Linked DNA regions of Homo sapiens: region 2 is linked to region 1. Evidence: read pairs that join two places in POLR2A ChIA-PET (ENCODE). Cell type or tissue: MCF 10A. All regions are shown on one strand. Region 1 overlaps VAV3 (vav guanine nucleotide exchange factor 3). Region 2 overlaps VAV3 (vav guanine nucleotide exchange factor 3).

The links. Peaks named below come from ENCODE experiments on the same cell type or tissue, not always from the same donor. Only the 100,000 strongest peaks of a DNase experiment are listed, where the experiment ranks them.
Region 2: POLR2A ChIA-PET joins it to region 1 with 7 read pairs; 2 of 35 experiments call an interaction of 5 or more read pairs at or near these places.

Annotation. Positions count from the first base shown.
Region 1 is chr1:107,668,188-107,673,187 of GRCh38, forward strand. All of the region lies in intron 19 of VAV3 (vav guanine nucleotide exchange factor 3), which reads right to left. Among named protein-coding and RNA genes, the nearest start is that of MIR7852, 230 kb to the right of the region's middle. In MCF 10A, no CTCF peak of the experiment used is centred here; a DNase peak (open chromatin) is centred at 2,044.
Region 2 is chr1:107,721,962-107,726,961 of GRCh38, forward strand. All of the region lies in intron 15 of VAV3 (vav guanine nucleotide exchange factor 3), which reads right to left. Among named protein-coding and RNA genes, the nearest start is that of MIR7852, 170 kb to the right of the region's middle. In MCF 10A, no CTCF peak of the experiment used is centred here; no DNase peak of the experiment used is centred here.

The DNA of each region.
Region 1 (5,000 bases):
GCATGATCCATAATTGTAGCCAGCCTGGCTAAAAAATAAATCTTCTGATAAAGTGCACTGATTTAATGAATGCATTCCTACAAGACTGCTAAATTAGTTAAAAACATACAATGCTTCTTCTAGTTATGGAAACACATATATGGAAGTTTTATAAGGATTTGGTTTAAAGCTCAGTTTCAGCGTTTATTACTTACATGAATTTGGACACCTGTCACAACTCTCAGTGTAGCTTCCTCATCTGTAAAATGGGCATAATACCTCTCACAGCTTTGTTGTGAAATTAAAAATAAAGCATGTAAAACCTCTAGTACATCAACAAATATCACTCTAACATTCATTCCATGGCTACTTCACCAACATGCTGATTGACATATAAATCATACAAAGATGAATTTGCAGTCATGGAGTACAATGAAATGTGTAGAATAAGAGATTAGCAAACCATCAACTTTTTCCTCATTGTAGTGAGAGAAAGAAACTACAGGCGTGGTCCCAGGAACTATGTTTGGACAGTCTAGAGAGGAGGAAACTAACAATTCTAAAGAAATTTACCATTAAATGAATGTAGGTGTTTCAGTATGAATTTCTAATGTCTAACATTAACTTTAGCTTATATTTTTAGGAGAAACATACAGTTTTGATTGTCACATGTTAAATGGAATTTCACTTTATTTTAGCTTCTAGCTGGCAGTATCTTATTACAGAGGCATGCTGTAACAGTTAGTTCACAAGCTACTTATCTCAACGTGTTTATTTGAATTCTCTTCAACTCTTTCGCGATACGGGTGTGGGGTTCAGGATTTCTAAGGGAGTCAGCGCTGACTATACAGAGAAAAATCCCCAAGGGAGAAAGTCAGGAGCTGCTAAGAAGGTCAAAAAGAACACAGGGGAAAAAAAGAAAAATGAGTTATGCCGGTGTTCTTTAAAATTGAAGACAGAAAAATTCTTGGCTGCACTTTCATTCTATTTCACCTTACAAAAACCTCCTGCTATTCCACTCTGCTCAAAGTCTTCTTTCCAAAGTACTTTGAATTAAAACATGAAGTAATCCTTACTAAGTGTCCATAGGATCTCTTCTTTATCCTTCGCTGTGTAAGTGGGGACAAAAAGAGCTACCCAGTATTGTTGCTGGACACCAGCCTTGTCTGTCTCCTGTTATTTTCAGAAACCTCAAGGCTGCATTTTCACCCATGTCCTCAGAATTTCTTGTTCTTCTTTTGGCTTTTTACAATGCTTCTAGTAGCAGGGGCCATGGAAATAAAGAAATGAAGGAGACAGGGCACATCTAATAAAGACAAGAAAGAAATAAACACATTTTCAAGAATGCCTGAAAATTTCACCATGGATCCATTCCTATCTTTGATACTCGGTAGCTGATGGTTGTAAATAAAGGTAGACTAGAGCCTCCTTTTCTTGCACAACAGGTTTTTTTGTTTTTCCTATTTATGATTGTTTAAATTGGTGTTTCTGTTTTCCAGCATGAGGTTTACATTAGTTTTTTCTTTTTTTTTAGATTGTCATCCCTTTCATCTATTCGTGAGGTGCTGTATTACTCATGAATTTTAAATTGGAAGGCAGAAGAAAAGAGGTAAAGAAATAATTGCAAAGAAAAAGCTGTGTATTTTCCAGTGAATGGTAATAAAAAACTCCTTAGAGGAGAGAGTAACTACATGGCTGACACTAAAATATAATCAATACTACACACTGATCACCCAAATAATGTTACAGTTGAGAATCTGAGATACATGGCAAAATAAAGATGATTTCACAACTTTGCACTTTTCAAAATTATATGACATGATTTTGTATGCCATGGCTAGGTTCAGTTTTCTATCTTGATTAATACATTATATCATTTGTGCCAGTGTATGTGGGTAGGGTGAGTATTTTCATCTCCATTTTACAGATTAGAAAACTGAGGCTTATTAAATTGTCCAAAGATTTGCACAGCAGCTTGGACTGAAAGTCATGTTTTCAAACTTGATGCCCATACTGCTTCCTACCAGTAAGAGTAAGAATTTCCATCACTGCTGGCTCTTTGCCAGCTATTTCGTGCCAAGCAAGCACTGAGCTTGAAGTGCTTTGCCTGTGTTATGACCACACAGAGAGGAGGTAACAAAGCCAAGAATCTGGATCCAGATCTCTCTGATCCATGGGCCCAAACTCTTAACCAACACACTCTACTTCTATACCCTATGCCTGGGCATTCTCAGAGCATGTTAAATTTACATAACATTATCACAAATTAAATAACAGCCAAATTAAAACCTTTGCAAATGAAGATTAAACATATTTTTTTTTTTGCCTTTCAGAAATGTTATTGAAAAAAACTGGCAAGAGACATGAAGTATGTTTGTTCTTGTGCTTCGATGGTGATTAATGAACTCCTTTTGGGAGAGGCAAGATCTGTACTTGGCATTAATATTATAAACTTTTCTCATCCCAGTAGCTTCTCTTTAGGTGGGGAAAGCAGTTACATAAGGCAGCGATTAATGAGATGCCACAAATGTTGACTTAGTCCCAAATAGGGATTTTTTTTCCTCCCTCAAATCTGAGTGCTTCACCCAAATTAATTTTAAGTCACACTACAAATATGAGTAAAGTGCCGACTCGAGTTGAAAATACATCATATGCTCAACCTGAGTCCATATGCTTTTCCCCCAATTTCTTCCTGTTTTGCTAGAAAAAAAAATCCTTGAACAGTTTGAGGTTCCAAGAAGGTGTTGCCATTTCGTTTTCTCAAAATCATTGGCCAGATTCTGTTCTTGGATACTGCTTGAATTTAAATGGAAGATGCATAAAATATTTAAATCTGGGATCCCCAAAGCATGGCATTACAGTTTTTTGAAATGGCAAAGTTTCTTCCTCTGGGAGTGAAAAGCTATAATGTTAGGCCTATAATGGTAGGTGGAGGTAGAGAAATATATGTACACTTTCATGTTTTGTTTATCTAATCATGTTCACGTCCTCTAGACAAACTGAAAGAGTAATTCTTACTCCCAAGAAGGAAAGCTCTGTCCTGAACTGAAGACATCACACGATTTTGTTGGGGCATTTGATATAAGAGGTAGCTATGATCACAACGGTTAATATCTGGACATCCAGAAGCACGTTCTGTGAACAGATCATAAGGGGCAACATGCCAGGCAGGAATCCAAAGTCATTATTCTACCTGCTTACAACCGACTTCTCCAAGAAAGTCTATTTATTAAACACCTAATATTTTCATGATGACATATAAGACTTGCCAAATTAGAACTTGAAAGTGTAGAATCTCCACACTGTTTTTGAAATGAGAACATATCTACTGCATACTTCAAATAAAGTAGAAGTTGAAATTTTCATACTTAGATGAAGAATTACTAAAACTAAAGCTCTTTTAAAATAATAGGTCTAGTCTCACTCCCAGGAGCAGCAGAGTAAATTAAGATGAGGAGGATTTGTAAAATAAAGGGAGACACATATGTACAAAAGGAAATAAGAACAACGGGAGGAGCTACTCTGAACTCAAAAGGCAGAGCCATAGAATATTTTTCTTCCTACTTCTGAAAATCCTTGGGGAAGTTAGGCTTAGTTTGTCATATTTTACCAAAAAAAACAAAACAAAACTGACTATTTCAATATTAAGTATTTATATTTGTTTAAAACGTAATTTCCTATATATACAGAACATGTATTGTGACATGCTTTGCACAAGATAACTTACAATTTTAGCAAGCTATGTGTATAATAAAGCACAAAACAAAAAGTACACAATATAATTGTGGTTGTTATGCAATAACAAAAAAGATAAATTTAGACTGGGTGCAGTGGCTCACACCTGTAATCCCAGCACGCCGCAAGGCCAAGGCGGGAGGATTACATGAGGCCAAGAGTTTGAGACCAGCCTGGTCAACATGGTGAAACACTGCCTCTACTAAAAATACAAAAACTTAGCTAGGCATGGTGGCACACACCTGCAATCTCAGCTACTTGGGTGGCTGAGGTACAAGAATCGGTTGAACCTGGGAGGCAGAGGTTGCAGGGAGCCAAGATCTTGCCACTGCACTCCAGCCTGGGCAACAGAGCAAGACTCTGTCTCAAAAAAAAAAAAAAAAAAAAAAAGATAAATTTAAATTCTGTAAAATCTTGTAATGTAAATCCTGAAAAACATTTTAATGTACATTTGGAATTAGTCACAGAATTAAAATCTATTCCTTAAATAAAAATAAGTTAAATAAGTTATTACTTAAAAATAAGTTAAATGGCCAAATGCTACAAAAATTAAACAATAAAATTATAAGTAGGTGTTTAATAAGTCAGAGGAGGGAAAATTTTCTAAGCATAAAAGCAGTAAAACAGATCATAAATAAAATGTCTGTAACTTTGACTCCTGGTAAATTTAAAACTTTATATAGAAACAAATACACCAGAAAAAAAATATAAAAATATTTTCGATAAATGTAAGATTGATCTCTCTCACACACACACATATATTCTTACAAGTAATTTAGAAAAGCACCAAATCTTGAATAGAAAGAGGGAGTAAGCATAATAGATAATTCTCAGAAAAAAATACACATAGCCAAAAACATTAAAATAATCTATCTCACTAAAAATCAAGGAAGTTCATATTATGGTATCAACTACTATGATATGATAGTAAGATACTATTATTTTCCTATCTAATGACTTATAGTGAAAAGAACAATACAAGGTTGGTGGGCATAAAATAAGACATATTCTCATACCCCAATAATATGTGGGGACATAATTCAATGTAACATTTCTAAAAGGTAAATTTGGCAACATCTACATCCAAAATCTAGGAGTTCATATGCTTTGACCCAGATATTGTACCTCTATGACGCCATTGTTAAATAATAATCAGCCATATGGAAAAGTATGTTCATGCACAGATGTTCCTCAAAGCATTTATAAAAATAAAAATTAGAAAGACTAATGTTCAACAATAAATTATACTAAAACCCACTTCCTTTTTTCTGAAGAGTATTTAATGA
Region 2 (5,000 bases), 54 kb after region 1:
TATCTTCTTGGCAGATGAAGGCAAGTATTAATGGAGCTAACTAGTATTACAGTCCAGAAACCCTGAGATTTGGGCTGGACTTTATTCTGGTGGTTAGTATCTGGGTATCCAAAAGAACTGACAGTAAACGGGGGTTTGAGACAGACATATTTTCTGCAGAGTCAGTTGTGCTTAAGAGTTTCGGAGTATGCAGAATGGCCTGAACACAGCCTCATTCTCCACTGTGATGTATTAGATTGATCCTCTATTCCTGCCTTTCTGCTGAATGTTGGGTTTTCTTCCCCACTCAAAACTAATTACATTAGAGAAACTCAGAGTAAAATATTCTGCAGAGCACACTTTTCTCACTATCCTTGTCAATGAACTTCAATTGTCCTGTGATTTTGGGATTCTCTATTCTACAGTCTCTATCCATTTTGAAATAATGTAAACTCCCAAATGAGGCAAAAAAGCATACAGAAAGTAAAACTCCTAAGACAAAAATTGGAACAGCCTTGCTGACTTGAAACAGACACATGTGCCAGTGAGTCTCAAGAAAGAAAATACAACCACCCTCAAAAAATATTTTCAAGACATTCCAACAAATGGACTTATTTCAAAGAACATTTACTGAATGCCTACTATGCTCCAAACAATGTCCAATAAGAATACAAATGGAATTGATGACCTTGAAGGGTTGTTTTCTGAGTATAAGAGGACACGCCTGGGCCTGCAGAGCTTTCCAAGCCATGGCATGAGGTGAGGTTCTATGATGAAGAGCAGCACCGAGGCGCTGTTTCATCCTTTAAGATACCTTGGGCTTCTTTTTAAAGAGTGATGAAACAAACTAGATACCCTCGAATCTGGAAAAGTAGTGTCAGAAAGCCCTATTATCCTCTCTTTTTTTTTTTTTTTGTACGCTTACTAAGTAGTTCTAATCATTGCATTCATAGTGACCTTTCCCACTGGAGAATTCCTGTTCATTCTTGAGGACCCAGCTCAAATGTTATCTCCTCTGAGAAGCCTTTCTTAATTCTCTCAGGCAGGATTTTTAGCTTACCCCTTAGTGTTCCTGCAGTCCTTTTTGTTTGGCTCCACTATAGACTTCGTCATGTTATTGTGTAATTATTTGTAAACTTTGTTTCACTATCTGTATCCAACTTGAGGACATCCTCTTATTTGTATTTTGTATCCTCATAAATGGTACTCCACATATAATAGAATCTTAAAAACTGCTGTAGAACAAATTTATCCATGAAGAGCAAAACAACAGTAACAACAAAAAGAGAGCTACTCCTTTGGGCCTTGCCTGTCCTCCCAGCCACAAGCATTCAGCGCCCATCTGATGTCACAGCCTCCCCTGACTTGTGCTTATGCTGTGTTGCTGCCCTTCTGTGTTTTCTCTCCACACAAATTCACCTTCAGGGTTGTCTTCCCACACAAATAGGGAACATCCCATAAAAATGCTGCAGCCACCAGCTCAGCCCTCAAGTAAGTCCTCCACAGTCTGCCACCACCCTCCATTTGGACCTACCCTGTTTTTGCCAACATACACCTGGATTCTCCATCTGGGCCTGGCTGCTTGACACACTGCCAGACACAGGATTCCAGAGTAATGTTTCCAGCTTCTGAGTTGAAGCTATATTAGATCACAGGGCACAAAACAACTTCATGGATGAACCCGCAACTTAGCAGACCCAACTCTCTCTCCCTTGAACTCAAAGCTGCGCTAGTACCATTAAGTACTGCTGCCAGCCACCCTATACAGAGGAGCTGTTCCTTCCAACCTCCAAAACAATCTGAGATGATGTCTTCCATACTTCCATATTTCTCTTGGTGGTACCGTTGTTTTTCCTCTGTTGTAAATTAGAACAAAAACAATAACCTAATCAAAATGGAGCTGACATAAAGGTTACAAGACTTAATACACATAAAGTGTCCTGTACTATATCTGACATTGGATAAATAGAGAACACATCGTAAATGCTACAATACACATTTTGAGGTAGCTATTATGTCTCCATTTTTTTCATTTCTAAATTGAAGCTCAGAAAAGTCAAGCAACTTGTCCAAGGCTCGTGAAGCGACTAACAGAGTGAACTCTGATTTGACTCTTAACCCAATATTAAGGAGTATAGAAATTAATATGTGAGTCATGAAGAACAACAGCAACATTTTAATTAGGAAAATGGTATCTCCAATCATAGTATTTCATCATAAGTAAAGAAACCCATTTATTCAAAGTACTCTTTAAATGTTCACCTCCGTCTCAGCCCCAAACAGTTATTCCTAGTCATGAATAGTCTTCCTTCCCTCTACCACTCCAAATGTGATCTATCCCTGCAACATAGGTCCCCACTTTTTCTTTGAGAGCATCCTAGATTACTGTAGTGTATAATGATCTGTCCTTTCTCTGAAGTTATATGGCACTTACAATCTGAAAGTTGTCTTATACTATTATTCAGCTGCTTCAGACATTCTTTTATTCAATAAGTGTTTATTAAATGCCTGATGAGTACCAAGCATTGTACTGGGACAAAAAATACATGGCCTCTGGCCTTACAGTTCTTTCAATCTAGGATGAAGATAGAGACATGAAAAGAAGTAAACCTAATAAAGTGATTCCCAAAGGTGTAAGATATGGTGGAGAATGAAAGAGAGATTGGACAATCCTACAGTATAGGATGGGGGGTGGCACAGGAAAAGGGCATAGCTGCTTTCAATCTGAGTCTTAAAAGATAAATAGATGTTCCCTAGCACACCTCAGCAGAGAACAGATCCCGAGCCAGTAAAGAACACTATGATGAAAGGTGCAGAGGTATAAAGGAGCCTGGCATGTTCTGGAAGCTGCCAGGAAGGAATTCAGTCTGGTTGCAACACTGGATGTGGTGGGGGGAAAAAAAAAAGGCTAGAGCTGAGCACAGGCCAGATAGTAAATGCCATTTGTGCATATACTCCAGAAATCTGATCTTGTTCTGTGGCCAAGGAGTGACTACTAAAGGACTGTATGCAGATAACCAGATCATATTTGTATTTAGGAAACTCTAGCAGCCATGCTGAAGGGGTGAGGTGAGAGACAGGGAGACAGTTATAGAGATGACCATAGCAATCTAGGTAGAAGACCCTGAAGACCTAAAGCAAGACAGTGACATCAGGAGTGAATAAAGGAATCAGAAATGATAAAACCATGGAGAGGGGCATGTCGGTTTAGAGAGGTCACTCTTACAACAGTCAGTTGGGAGTCAGGTGGCTACAATGGCAGCAGGGAGACCAGGTAAGAAGCTAACAGTAGCCCAGGAGGAAATGGTAAAGACTTCCCCATATTCTTCCTCCTCATGATTGTTCTGTGTGACTGGTGTCATCACTAGCAGATCCTTAACATCATGAATGGTCCTCTGAATCAAGAAGATTGCTGATCCTGAATGGAGCTTTCCACAGAGATGGTGATAACAAGTGGAAATATGCAGCCGAAAGTAAAGAGAGTGAGAGGGACACTGTGGAACGTCTACACAATACTAAGCATTTACCGGCTTTTGACCAAACTTTTGAAGAGCTGGTTATGCTAGGCAAATTCATCATTATTATTATTTCTGAGATGGAGTCTCACTGTGTTGCCCAGTCTGGAGTGCAGTGACACAATCTTGGCTCACTGCAACCTCTGCCTCCTGGGTTCATGTGATTCTCATCCCTCAGCCTCCCGAGTAGCTGGGATCACAGACATGTGCCACCACACCAGCTAAGTTTTGTATTTTTAGTAGAGATGGGTTTCACCATGTTGGCCAGGCTACTCTCAAACTCCCGACCTCAGGTGATCTGCCTGCCTCAGCCTCCCAAAGTGTTGGGATTACAGGTGTGAGCCACCGTGCCCAGATGGCAAATTTCAGTAGCTAACCAAAGGCCTGTTTCCTGGGTCTCCTGGGCACCTATAATATCTGGCAGTCACAGTAGAATGTTTTAAGCCAATGACAATATTCCCTTTCCTGAAGGCAACAAAGTAACCATACTGTCCTGGGTAGTGGGTACTTTTAAATAACAATTCTGATAGATGAAGGAAAACAAAACTCCTTCGAATTTAGGTTATTGCTAGACCAAAAAAAAATTCTCTAATGAAAGATTTTAATATTATGCTATCAATATCCCTATCTCAGAATTAAATAATAATGTGTGACAGCCTACCTTCAGGATATTTGAAAAAAATCAATGATCTTTTAAAAATCTGAGCTCTGATATTTGCAAAGCACTTTTGGTTCAGACAAGGAAAAGCACTGAGGAATACACATACAGATAAATCAATCAACCTATAAAAAGAAAGAAAGAAATTGCTCACAGAAGATAAACAAATCACTCCAAAGTAGAATTTCATTAAACTCTGCTTAGGTTTGATCCTCACACAAGCTACAGGAATTCCGCCAGAAAGTCCTCTGTGCTCCGGCAGAGGCGCTCTGCAGATACTTTTCATGGAGAGGTGTGGACCGCCAATGGCCAGCTGGCTCATTTCAGTTTTCCCAGTCATGTCTCAGAACCATCTTTGAGAAAGTCATTGATTAAATTAATCAATCAATTATCTACATAATAACGCTCTGGCTTCTTGTGCTTGTAACATCAAAAAGCCTTCTTCACTAAAAGCTAGCAGTTATCAAGCTCTCTGGATCACACACTTTCTGTGCTTTTTGATCAAGGGTTTACAGTTAATTTCTTTGGCTTTGCAAGATACGATATGTTTTACTGAATCAGCATAGACTACCAACCTCGTTTCCTTTATTAAGATTTTGAATGCAAGCAATCCCTTCATTTATAATGAAATTGATTAAATAGATTTTGATTATTTTAGCATCATTATATTTCTACAGATGGAATAAAGCCTGCTAATTGAATTTTACTGATGGTTTACAGAGTGGGTACACAAAGTTTAAAGCATGTCATCACCTTAATCTTCCCAAAGGGACCATGCTATCATTGTCTAGTGTGTAAATCCACACAAACACATGTATACACATATACACACACACTCACACAATGAG